Regions from separate parts of the Homo sapiens genome. Here region 1 is linked to region 2. Evidence: chromatin contacts called from ENCODE Hi-C or POLR2A ChIA-PET data. All regions are on one chromosome and are shown on one strand. Each heading gives the region's core, a stretch centred on a gene start or an enhancer-like site at or near the end of the contact. The rest is flanking DNA. Distances are from core to core; before and after follow the strand shown. Region 1 holds the start of FNBP4 (formin binding protein 4). Region 2 holds the start of LRP4 (LDL receptor related protein 4).

Evidence for each region. A loop is a pair of places that touch in the nucleus more often than their neighbours do. ChIA-PET counts read pairs that join two places held with the same protein, here RNA polymerase II (POLR2A). Pooled maps may share reads with other maps.
Region 1: a loop to region 2 is called in a pooled map, with 4 times the contacts of the local background. The contact joins the promoter of FNBP4 here to the promoter of LRP4 in region 2. A Hi-C loop is called at or near these places in 1 of 168 maps with a recorded cell type or tissue (B cell) and 8 of 50 pooled maps. POLR2A ChIA-PET finds 5 or more read pairs at or near these places in 3 of 52 experiments (A549, activated CD8-positive, alpha-beta memory T cell and activated T-cell).

The regions. Positions count from the first base shown.
Region 1 is chr11:47,763,380-47,768,671 of GRCh38, forward strand. It overlaps FNBP4 (formin binding protein 4), which reads right to left and starts at 3,962. Exons shown (of 17, transcript NM_015308.5): 1 at 3,690-3,962; 2 at 1,891-1,983. The coding sequence starts at 3,909. RefSeq lists enhancers at 2,327-3,252, 3,047-3,106, 3,253-4,177 and a silencer at 3,367-3,976.
Region 2 is chr11:46,914,679-46,919,835 of GRCh38, forward strand. LRP4 (LDL receptor related protein 4) reads right to left here and starts at 3,872. Exons shown (of 38, transcript NM_002334.4): 1 at 3,650-3,872. The coding sequence starts at 3,701. RefSeq lists enhancers at 2,062-2,933, 4,097-4,601 and silencers at 3,437-3,606, 3,617-3,796, 3,807-4,036.

The DNA.
Region 1 (5,292 bases), core at 2,712-5,211, 850 kb after region 2:
AGGTTGCAGTGAGCCAAGATCACACCACTGCACTTGAACTCAAAAAAAAAAAAAAAAAAAGATTTGTTGCTACTTAAAGCCTGAGAAAGCATGGTCATTCTTCAGAGCCATAGTGTTTTGTTTTGTTTTGTTTTGTTTTGAGACGGAGTCTTGCTCTGTCGCCCAGGCTGGAGTGCAGTGGCGTGATCTCGGCTCACTGCAAGCTCCGCCTCCCGGGTTCACGCCATTCTCCTGCCTCAGCCTCCCGAGTAGCTGGGACTACAGGCGCCCGCCACCACGCCCAGCTAATTTTCTGTATTTTTAATAGAGATGGGGTTTCACCGTGTTAGCCAGGATGGTCTCGATCTCCTGACGTCATTATCCACCTGCCTCGGCCTCCCAAAATGCTGGGATTACAAGCGTGAGCCACTGTGCCTGGCCCAGAGCCATAGTTTTTAGCAGTCTTTTTTTGAGAAAGGTGTTGACCCCTCAAACCTCAACATTCTTACTTACCTTTGAGGGATGGTGCTACACAATTTGTATATCAGCTACCTATATCAGGCAGTAAATTATTTCTTAGGTATATACCTCTTATGGCTTGAATGTGCCCCTAAAAAGGATGTTTTGGAAATTAAATCCCCAGTGCAACAGTGTTGGGAGGTAGGGGCCTAATGGAAGATGTTGACATCACGAGAGGACATTCAAACCACAGGAGTAATCAAGGAAGTTTCTCCTAGAAACATTTAAATTTATATTTTATTTTATGTATTTATTTGAGACAGGTTCTTACGGTCGCCCAGGCTGGAGTGCAGTGGCAAAACCTCAGTTCACTGCAACCTCCACCTCCTGAGTAGCTGCGATTATAGGTGTGCGCCACCATGCCCAGCTAATTTTTATGTTTTTAGTAGAGATGGGGTTTCACCATGTTGGCCAGGCTGGTCTCGAACTCCTGAACTCAGGTGATCCGCCTGCCTCAGACTACCAAAGTGCTGGGATTACAGGCGTGAGCCACTGCTCCTGGCTAAATTCTACATATTTTAAATGAGTGTTAAGTCTCAAATGAAATAACATATGCAGTTGGCAAATACAAAATGGTATAATGTAGTTCTGAAATTTCTCTCACATTCAAATTTTAGCTTTCTAACCCACACTGGGGTGTTTTGTTTGTTTTTTTTTTTTTAGGTGGCAAATGGTGAGGAGAGAGGAATAAGCATCTATCATTTTAAGCATCAAATAGTACAAAAAGTATTCTGAACTGAAAAGAAATTACTACCAATTATAGAATATTTAATATTAAAACACATTTTACTCTTCCAAGATACACAGAGTAGAGAAAATTAACATTCCTGGCACTTACTATGTCACATCTGGAAATATCTCAGAGATAAAAGATCCATTTTACAGATTAATGAGGTTCAACCCAATTAGTAATTGCGCCAAAGTCTAAGTGTGAATGCCAGAGTGATGAATTGAACCCAGGTTTGTCTACAAAACCACTGTTGCAACTATGGCATTCCTTTGTACTTGAAAATATTTAATAAGATCAATTTCCAGGTCCACCAATGTTTGTTAGGTAACCAATCAAGCCAGAGTGTTAGAAAAGGAATAGGAGTTGGCATGCCTAATGAACACCAAGCTAGTGGGAGGACCAGAAAACTAGTTATAAAATAGCATCAGGAAAAAAAAACAGTAAAAAACGTTTTGGGTAAAGAAAAACAACAAATTTTGCACTGGTCAAAGTGTATATACATCAACATTCTCTCACAAACAAAAATAATCTTAAATCATATTTTTGGGAGAAATAATGTTAGCAACACTAAAGCATTCAGCAAAACATTCTATGTACAAACCCAACTTGACTTTAATGAAAGACGTGGGAGAAAAAATGTAAAAAACAAAACAAAAGCATACCTGTTGCTTTAACAGCTGTGGGTCTAGTGGTCATGACTGGTTTTGGAGGATTCTGAACAACTCTAGGAACCTCCTGCACCGCTTCCTGTTCATCTGGATTAAAAAAAAAGAAAAGAAAAGAAAAGAAAAGAAAAGAAAAGAAAAGAAAACTGCAGTCAGATTCCAGACCAGAGAAAACACTAGAGGTGACAAACCAACCTTTGATTTAACATTTCAGCTCTAGATTCCATCAATTTTTTAAAAAGTGCATTTCGGATGGGTTCGCACCTGTAATCCCAGCACTTTGGGAGGCCAAGACGGGGGGGGGGGGGGGCCACTTGAGGTCAGGGGTTCAAGACCAGCCTGGCCACCATGGTGAAACTCCATCTCTACTAAAAATACAAAAAATAAAAAAATTGCTAGGCATGATGGCACTCGCTTGTAATCCCAACTACTCGGGAGGCTGAGGCAGAAGGATCGCTTGAACCCAGGAGGCAGAGGTTACTGCAGCCTGGGCCACAGAGGAAGACTCCATCTCAAAAAAAAGAAAGGACATTTCATTGACCCAAATAATTGGGAGATAATAAACACAGAGCTGGAATCTTTTTTTTTTTTTTTTTTTGAGACGGAGTTTCGCTCTTGTCGCCCAGGCTGGTCAAACTCCTGACCTCGAGTAATCCGCCTACCTCGGCCTCCCAAAGTGCTGGGATTACAGGCATGAGTCACCGTGCCCTGGAGTCTTTCATCTGCTTACAAACTTCAACATCAAGGGAAGACTCTTACCATGGTAAATAAAAATTATTAATACATCTGCATGGCCGGGCGCGATGGCTCTCGCCTGTAATGATCGCTTGAGCCCTGGAGTTCGAGACCAGCCCGGGAAACATGAACTCCGTCTCTACTGAAAATACAAAAATTAGCCGGGCATGGTGGCAGGGTCCTGTAGTCCCAGCTACCCAGGAGGCTAAGGCGGGAGGATCGCTTGAACCCGGGAGGTGGAGGTTGCAGTGAGCCCAAGATCGCGCCACTGCACTCCAGCCTGGGCGACAGATTGAGACATTGTCTCGAAAAAAACAAAACAAAACTCTTAAAAAGTTACATCTGCAATACTTACAAATACATACAAAAACAGTAAGTATTCTCCAGGCTATGATAGGACCTTTACAAGACACACCAAACACTGCTATTGCGGATTTTTTCCAATTAACGAACCAGCGTGATCTCTGAACATGTGAAACGGTCGCGGCTTCTCCGGCGCCTAGTCCTGGAGTCACTTTTAATCTAAGCACCACTCCAGTGAGAACCACACAAATACTTAGGAACCTACCAGCTCCATTTCTCCAGCAGTTCTGCTAGTGTGGGGATGCTTACTAGCTGGAATATTAAGAGCTTTTTCTAAACGTCTCTATCCCCGTTTCGACAAAACCGAAAGGAGGCAGATGACGTGTGGAAAGGCCTGGCCCACAGTCACAGGCCGCGCACGCGGAAACTCATCCTCACATCCACCCTCTGCGTTACCCAAAACCGACCCGGGGCGTTTGGGAGACTCAGGATGCCCGAACTTCGGTCATATTTCAAACGTTCCCGGGGCAAGCCCTGCACCACAGATGGCGCCTCGGGCTTGGCCCGGGCCGAGGGCGCAGAACTCGGCCTGGCCCTTCTGCGGCCCGGAGCCCAGGGCCGCCCCGCCTGCAGGCCCGCAGCAGGCAGGCCTCGGAAGCCGACCTCGCCCGCCTCCCTCGCCGGGTCTGGCCAGGCGCCGTGAGGAGCCTAGGCCGCAAGCCCTGAGCTCGAGTTCAGGTCCCCCCGCGCACCCTTGCCTTCTGAAGGCGAGTCGTCCGAGGCCGCGGCGGCAGTCACCGCGGTGGTGGTGGTCGTCGCCGCCGACGGGGCGGGCTGGCTGGGGACCGCCGCGGTTGAGTCCGGCTCAGTGTCGGGTTCCGGCTCCGGGTCCCGGCCCGGCGTGCTGCCCCGAGGACCCGGCGGAGAGAGTTGCAGGATGGGCCTACGGCCGGGTACCGCCCGGGACTTCTTCCCCATCGCGAGCCCAAGCGCGAGCAGAGAGCGTCGGGCGGCCGAGAGGGGCGGGCACTGGAGGCTGGGCGCTGGGCCCTGGGCGCTGCGACGCGTAATCAATATTCATACACCGTGACACCGCCTCCAGCCCGGATCCGCTTTCAACCAGCGGAGCACGCGCTTGCGCAAGCGCCTCGGACCCTTCGGCTCTTCTGGCTCCTCCTCACCAGGAGAAAGGGCGGGATTACCAACTGCGCTAGGCGATTGGCTGTTTTGACCCAGAGAAGGGACCGGTGGCCAATGGAAAAGGAAAAAGGGTGAGAGTCCAGCCAATAGTGCGGTAGGGCCTGAATTAGAACGACTTCCCCACTTCCGTCGGGTTCCACCCATGCGCTTTCCCCAAGCCTTTTCTTTGCCTACTTGTCCTCCATCTTGTGGCTATTCTCGGCCTAGAGTTTCATGTTGTCTGTCTTCTAGAAAGGTGTGCTGCTGGGCCCAGCTCACTCACGCCTGTAATCTCAACACTTTGGGAGGCCGAGGCGGGTGGATCACGAGGTCAGGAGTTCAAGACCAGCTTGTCCAAGATGGTGAAACCCCGTCTCTACTAAAAATACAAAAGATTTAGTCGGGCGCGGTGGCAGGCGCCTGTAATCCTAGCTAGTCGGGAGACTGAGGCAGGCGAATCGCATGAACCCGGCGGCAAAGGTTACAGTGAGCCGAGATCGCGCCACTGCACCCCACCCTGGGTGACAGAGTGAGACTGTCTCAAGAAAAAAAAGAAAGGTGTGCTGTTTTCTGAGCCCTTCCCCACGTTTCGCCCGGATTATTGTGGCTTACTTTGGGTATAGCATTGAACATTAAATGGGACAGTGGGTCTTTTACGCTTTTGTAATTTCCTGCAGCACACAAATAGATGTCTCATATTTTCTCGCTTATTAGCTGGGAAAAATCACGAGATACTCCACTACCTACAAGGAAAAAGCCTAAAATTGTTGGGATGGCATACAGGAACCTTACCAGTTTTGTACTACTATCGTCAACATGCTTTAATTTACCCTTGCTTTAACACTGCCCCCTCTCCCGTCTCCTGCCTCTGGAGCCCGCCACTTGGAGCATCACCTCCCTCACTTTTCCTTTGCACTGACTGGAATAATTACTGCATCACATGATGAAAGTCTTTTATTGTTTCATCAGGGCGCAATGCAGACGCAGTGCAGGCGTGACCTCTCCTGCCCAGCCTCTCCCTGGCACTTGACATCCTGTTGACATCCGTCTCCCCTCTAAACTAAGGAATGCGAGTGGTATTTATTTTTATATCCGCAGCAGCTCAGTTCCCACTAAAAATATCTAATACTTACTGAGCTCTATGTGTCAGTCACCAAGCACTTTACACGTAGAATTGCATTT
Region 2 (5,157 bases), core at 2,622-5,121:
AAGCTGCATCAAGGAATGTAGAGAGACCATGGCTGGAACAGGCTAACAGACCTAGTCAACCAAGGGCACAGACTGTCTCGTAATCTTACCCAATCATAAAAAAGACAAGATTACTTCTTAAAGTAGTCCCTGAAATTCTGTTCCTATTCAGGAACCCCCAGTATTTTTTTTTTCTTTAAAGGGGCAGCAACATAAACAATTTCTCCTATTTTCCTTCTAACAGTTAAGACTGGCAGTTAATCGGTAGAAAGAGTGAGCAAAGAGCTATAAAACACCGTGTCCTCTGTGACCTCCTGTGTTCTTTGCTGGCCCAGAAGATGGACATACCCAACGTGCTCTGTATCAGACATGGCCAGACTTGGTTCCCTTGCACCTGTCATTCTTAATACCACGTGCCAGTCCAAAAGATGTTATCTGATATTCATCAGGGTACAGAAGAGGAAATCCAAAATCAGTGACAAGCCAAGTATGTTTCACAAGCCCAACAGATCAGGGACAAGGTCACTCAAGCACCATGACAACCCTGGTCACGACAACAGCGAGATGGAAAGGAGACCAGTCTCAGCTCAATTGCTCTGCACTTATTTTCAGATACAACCTTCTATCTACCCAAGCACGCCTAGGCAGAAGTTTTAACATTTCCCTTACCTGGATGAGACCTCTAGAACAAACACACTTTCCACTCTTCCAATGGTTGTCATCCATGCCCTTACTTCAAACTTCAGGATGAAAATCACTCAGGGCTATTACCAGCCATCAAGTTTCCTTCCAAAATCTTTAAGGTTGGAGAGTTATGTGGGCTGAGTCCAAACCAATAGGCTCTAGGAAAAGCCCCAAGGACTAGCAGCATCCAAATAAGCACCTTAAACTTTATTTATTTATTAAGATAGAGTCTCACTCTGTCGCCCCGGCTAGAGTGCAGGGGAGTGATCTTGGCTCATTGCAACTTCTGCCTCCCAGGTTCAAGCAATTCTCCTGCCTCATCCATTCGAGTAGCTGGGACTACAGGCATGTGCCACTGTGCCTGGCTAATTTTTGTATTTTTAGTAGAGATGGGGTTTTGCCATGTTGGCCAGGCTGGTCTTGAACTCCTGACCTGAAGTGATCCGCTAGTCTCAGCCTCCCAAAATCACCTTAAACTTTAGTGTCTTTAATTCATGCCTTGCTGAGGTCAGGTCTGCCTAATGGATCTACTACTACATTTATCACAACTGCTGTCTCCCTGAGCCCCTGGAATTGAGTGTCAGTCCAAAAGATGTTTTGGTGGTATTTTTGGTTGTGCTGGTTCCAGGCTCTGAAACTGCTCAATCTTACTGGTGAACTGTGAATCTGACCCCCCAGACCTCCAAGGATGGCTCAGTATCAGGCCAGGTGATGTGTATACCTTCACCCCACTGCCTACCCTTACAAACATGTGCACAGAAAGCTTCCCATGCTTAGACGTTTCTATTAAACTTTTTTCCTTAAAAAGAAACCTGGGCCGGACACAGTGGCTCACACCTGTAATACCAGCACTTTGGGAGGCCGAGGCAGGTGGATCACTTGAGCCCAGGAGTTGGAGACTAGCCTTGGCAACATGGTGAAACCCCATCTCTAGAAAAAAAAACAAAAATTTGTAGGGTATGGTGGTGCATGCCTGTAGTCCCAGTTACTCAGGAGGCTGAGATGACAAGATCACTTGAGCTTGGGAGGTCGAGGCTGTAGTGAGCTATGATTGCCCCACTGCATTCCAGCCTGGGCAACAGAGTGAGACACCCTCTCCAAGAAAAAAAAGAGAAAGAAACCTAAAAGCGTTACCGCGAATCCTCCCATTCTTTTTCTGTGAAACATTAGACATACGCAATTCTCTCCCCCCATTCTCACCCCCATCCTCTATGCACATGTAATATTTGCAGCGTTGACAGCTCTGGAGCAGTAAAATCTTCTTGGCCAGTCTCAGCCCGGAACCTTCCAGCTCCCCCTTCCCTAGGGCAGAAGGCGACAATCTCCTCTCTGGCTTTGTTGGTATCCGTTTTAACCCTAATTTTTTTTTTTTTTCCCAGTGCCTTGCCATTTCCCTTGATCTTTTTCAAAACTTCCTCCAGGGGGCTGAGAGGAAAGTTCCATCCCCTTTCCTTGCAACCCGAAGGGGGAAACCCCCCAAAAAGCAAAGCTGTCCCTTTAAGGGGCCCATGTGGTGGGAAGAACAGCTACATTCCTACCCCAGTAGGGCCGCTGTCCCAACACGCCAAAGAGGCTACAAATAACCTTCCAGGAGAGAGCCGGGGAGGGGAGAGCGCAGAGCGGAGCGGAACGTGGGCCGGCCAAGCTACCGCTCTTCGGAGAGAAAGAGCTCAGTCCGCGCTAGAGAGGACGCGGAAAAAAGCCCCTGAAAACCCACAGGTAGTTTAAATAAGAGACATGAAAACTCTGTTTTGGATTTGGGAGGTAAACCAATCTTTAAAACGAGTGCCTAGACATCTCCACGCCCTGCCAGGCAAGTTCGGAAATCTGCACTGACTTTTTCCACACGAGCTGTCCTACGTGAAAGAAAGAACCGGTAAAAGACCAGGCAGGGTCTCCAGACCCCTCCATTCTGAGCCCCAGCTCCCTTCATCGGGGCTGCGAGGCAAATGGGGAGACTCGGAACTCCCGCCACGATGAATAGCGATGGGTGAATAGGGCTGGGGTTCAAAGATCAAAGTTCTTTGATCTCTGGGCACAAACTAGGGAAAGCTGCTCAATCACGGGGTGCACCCAGGGTCGTTAAGAGCCCGCGGAGAAGCAGATTCCATCGGAGCCCTAGTCCCACACAACAGGGGGTACGGGCACCAAGGAGTCCTGCTGCAGCCGTCCAGCTCCCCCGAGGGCTGGGACCCTGCCGCGAGGGCCCGGCGGCTGCCTTCTGGGGTTCAGGGTTACCGGCCCCCTGCCCCCCTACCCCAGCCAGGGCAGATCTGCGGGAGCCTTCCAGCAGTTTCTTCCCTATATTCCTCCTCAGCCCCCTTTCCAACCACCTCCCTTTAGGACGATCCAGGGCTGGAAGCTGACTGGCCGCAGCCAAGAGAGGGACCCCGAAACACCGCCGAGGGGAGATGCTGCCCGCAAACAGTGCCCCAGAGCCCCTTGGTGGGAGCAAGACCTGGAGTCCGGGAATCGTTCTCCGAGTAGAGGAATCCCGGTGCCCAAGTACCAGATTCTACCGGGGCCTCTCTCCGCAACCCGCCCGAGCCCCCAGCCCCAGGAAGGAGGGCTATTTACAATTTATGGGTTTAGCGACCCTCCTCACCCGCCTCCCTTTCTTCGCACGCATTCATTCGCACCAAGGACACAGAGCCCCCGACCTAACCTGAAAGGGAAGCAGCCCCCGCTCTTGAAAGAGCAGCGAGGGAGGGCGAGCGAACGAACGCCCCGGACCTTACCCGCGCCCCGGCCCAGACCCGCGCCCCGGCCCAGACCCGAACCCGCGGAAGCGCCTCCGCTGATGCCCCCGCTCGGACTGCTGGAGCCGGGGCCGCTCCGGGTCCTCTCCCCTGCACGCAGCCCCAGGGCCACGGCTAGGAGCGAGGGCGAGGGGTCTCAGGCCCCGGCCCGCGCCGTCCAGGTCCCGGGAGGCGAGTCCTGCAGCGGCCGGACCCAGGGACAAACTTTCCCGGCGGGCGCCGCTTACCGTGTGCGCAGAGCAGGGCGCCAAGCAGCAGCGCGCCCCACTGCCGCCTCATGGTGCCGCCCGCGCCGCTCGCCCGGGGTCCCGCCGGCTCCCGCCGGACGGCGCGGCGGAGAAGCCCGCGGAGGGTCCCCGAGGGGGAAGCGTCCCGGGTGCACGGCGGCCTGCGCGCCCCGCAAGTCGCCCTCGGGCCGCCGCCGCCTCCAGTGCTGCCAGAGCCGACGCTGCCCCGCCAGGGGACCGGGAGGGGGTGTCCCGGGCCCGACCGCCCCGCCCCCCGCGCCGCAGCCCCGGCCACCGCCACCGCGCCTGGGCCCGCCCCCAGCGCCGGCCCGGCCCCTTCCCGCCCTCGGCCCCGGCTCCCTGGTCCCCCGACCCCACCCGCCGGCGCCTCCTGCGCGGGGCCCCGCTCCTCCTCAGGCCGCCCCCACATTCCTGGCCCGAGAGAGAGCCCCCTCCCTGTCGCTATTACTACTGCTTAAATTTCCCTAACTTAAAAAAAAAAAATTATCCTAGCAGCAAGTCTCGCCCCCGCTCACTCCAGCTCTATGCTTCAGACGAGCACCTGAGCTGACCCAAGTCGCCTGGACGTGACCCTGCCCCCGCCTACCGGCCCCAAGTCCAGACTTTTTTGATGTCTGCGAATACGCAAGGCTTGTGGATGCATAATCCTCTTGGGTCTTTATTGACATCAAACAAGGGACATCAGGGGGCCTGGAGTGCTGTATCTTAACTGGCGTTCTCACTGTCAAAATTCCTTTTCGGAGATTTTCTTCTCCCTGGCCTCCCCCGGTCTAGGCAGCGTTGTTCTAGGGCTAAATAATTCACCGACCCCCCCGCCCCTTTTCATTCACTCATTTCCTGAGATGGTTGTCTGGGTCCTGTTGCTCCAGCTCAGAGGCCCAGATTCGGCCCATACAGACTTAGTTCCTCCTTGCTGTCTTTGTAAATCACTGTTGTTAGCCTCTTCACCTTCTTTGACTTTCTGATCCTGACAAGGAAGGGAGGGGGTCAGGAAAGGAGTCCTCATGGGCAGCTGCACTCCCACAAAGCCCTCAGCCTCCTTCCAGCCCCAGTCTGTAGGTCCTTCCCTCAGATTTAACTTTTGATTTACTGCATAAAATCATAAACTTGTCTCTAGTCTTCCTTCCTTTTGTGGTCTACTCTCCCTAATGCATATTAATAATACGGATTAATTTCACCACCTTCCATTTTTCCAGGTTGAATCTTGTTTTGTTCCTTTTGCCCAAATGCCCAACTTTCTGATGGCCCAGTATATCGCTTTTTTCCCTCCCAGCTGATATGCCAGCATTTCTTGGGCTTGGATCATCTATGGATTTCATTAACTCACTTTCCTCACCAGTAAATAGAGTCAGGAAGACCCAAATGCCCCCTGTTAGCTGAGGGGAAAGTAATTTGGCATAGTGCAAAGTGGTTATTAGATTTCTCTAAATGGATACATTGACATTTCATCCTTGCTTGTTTTTTTCAGTACTTTCACTTCAAATTAC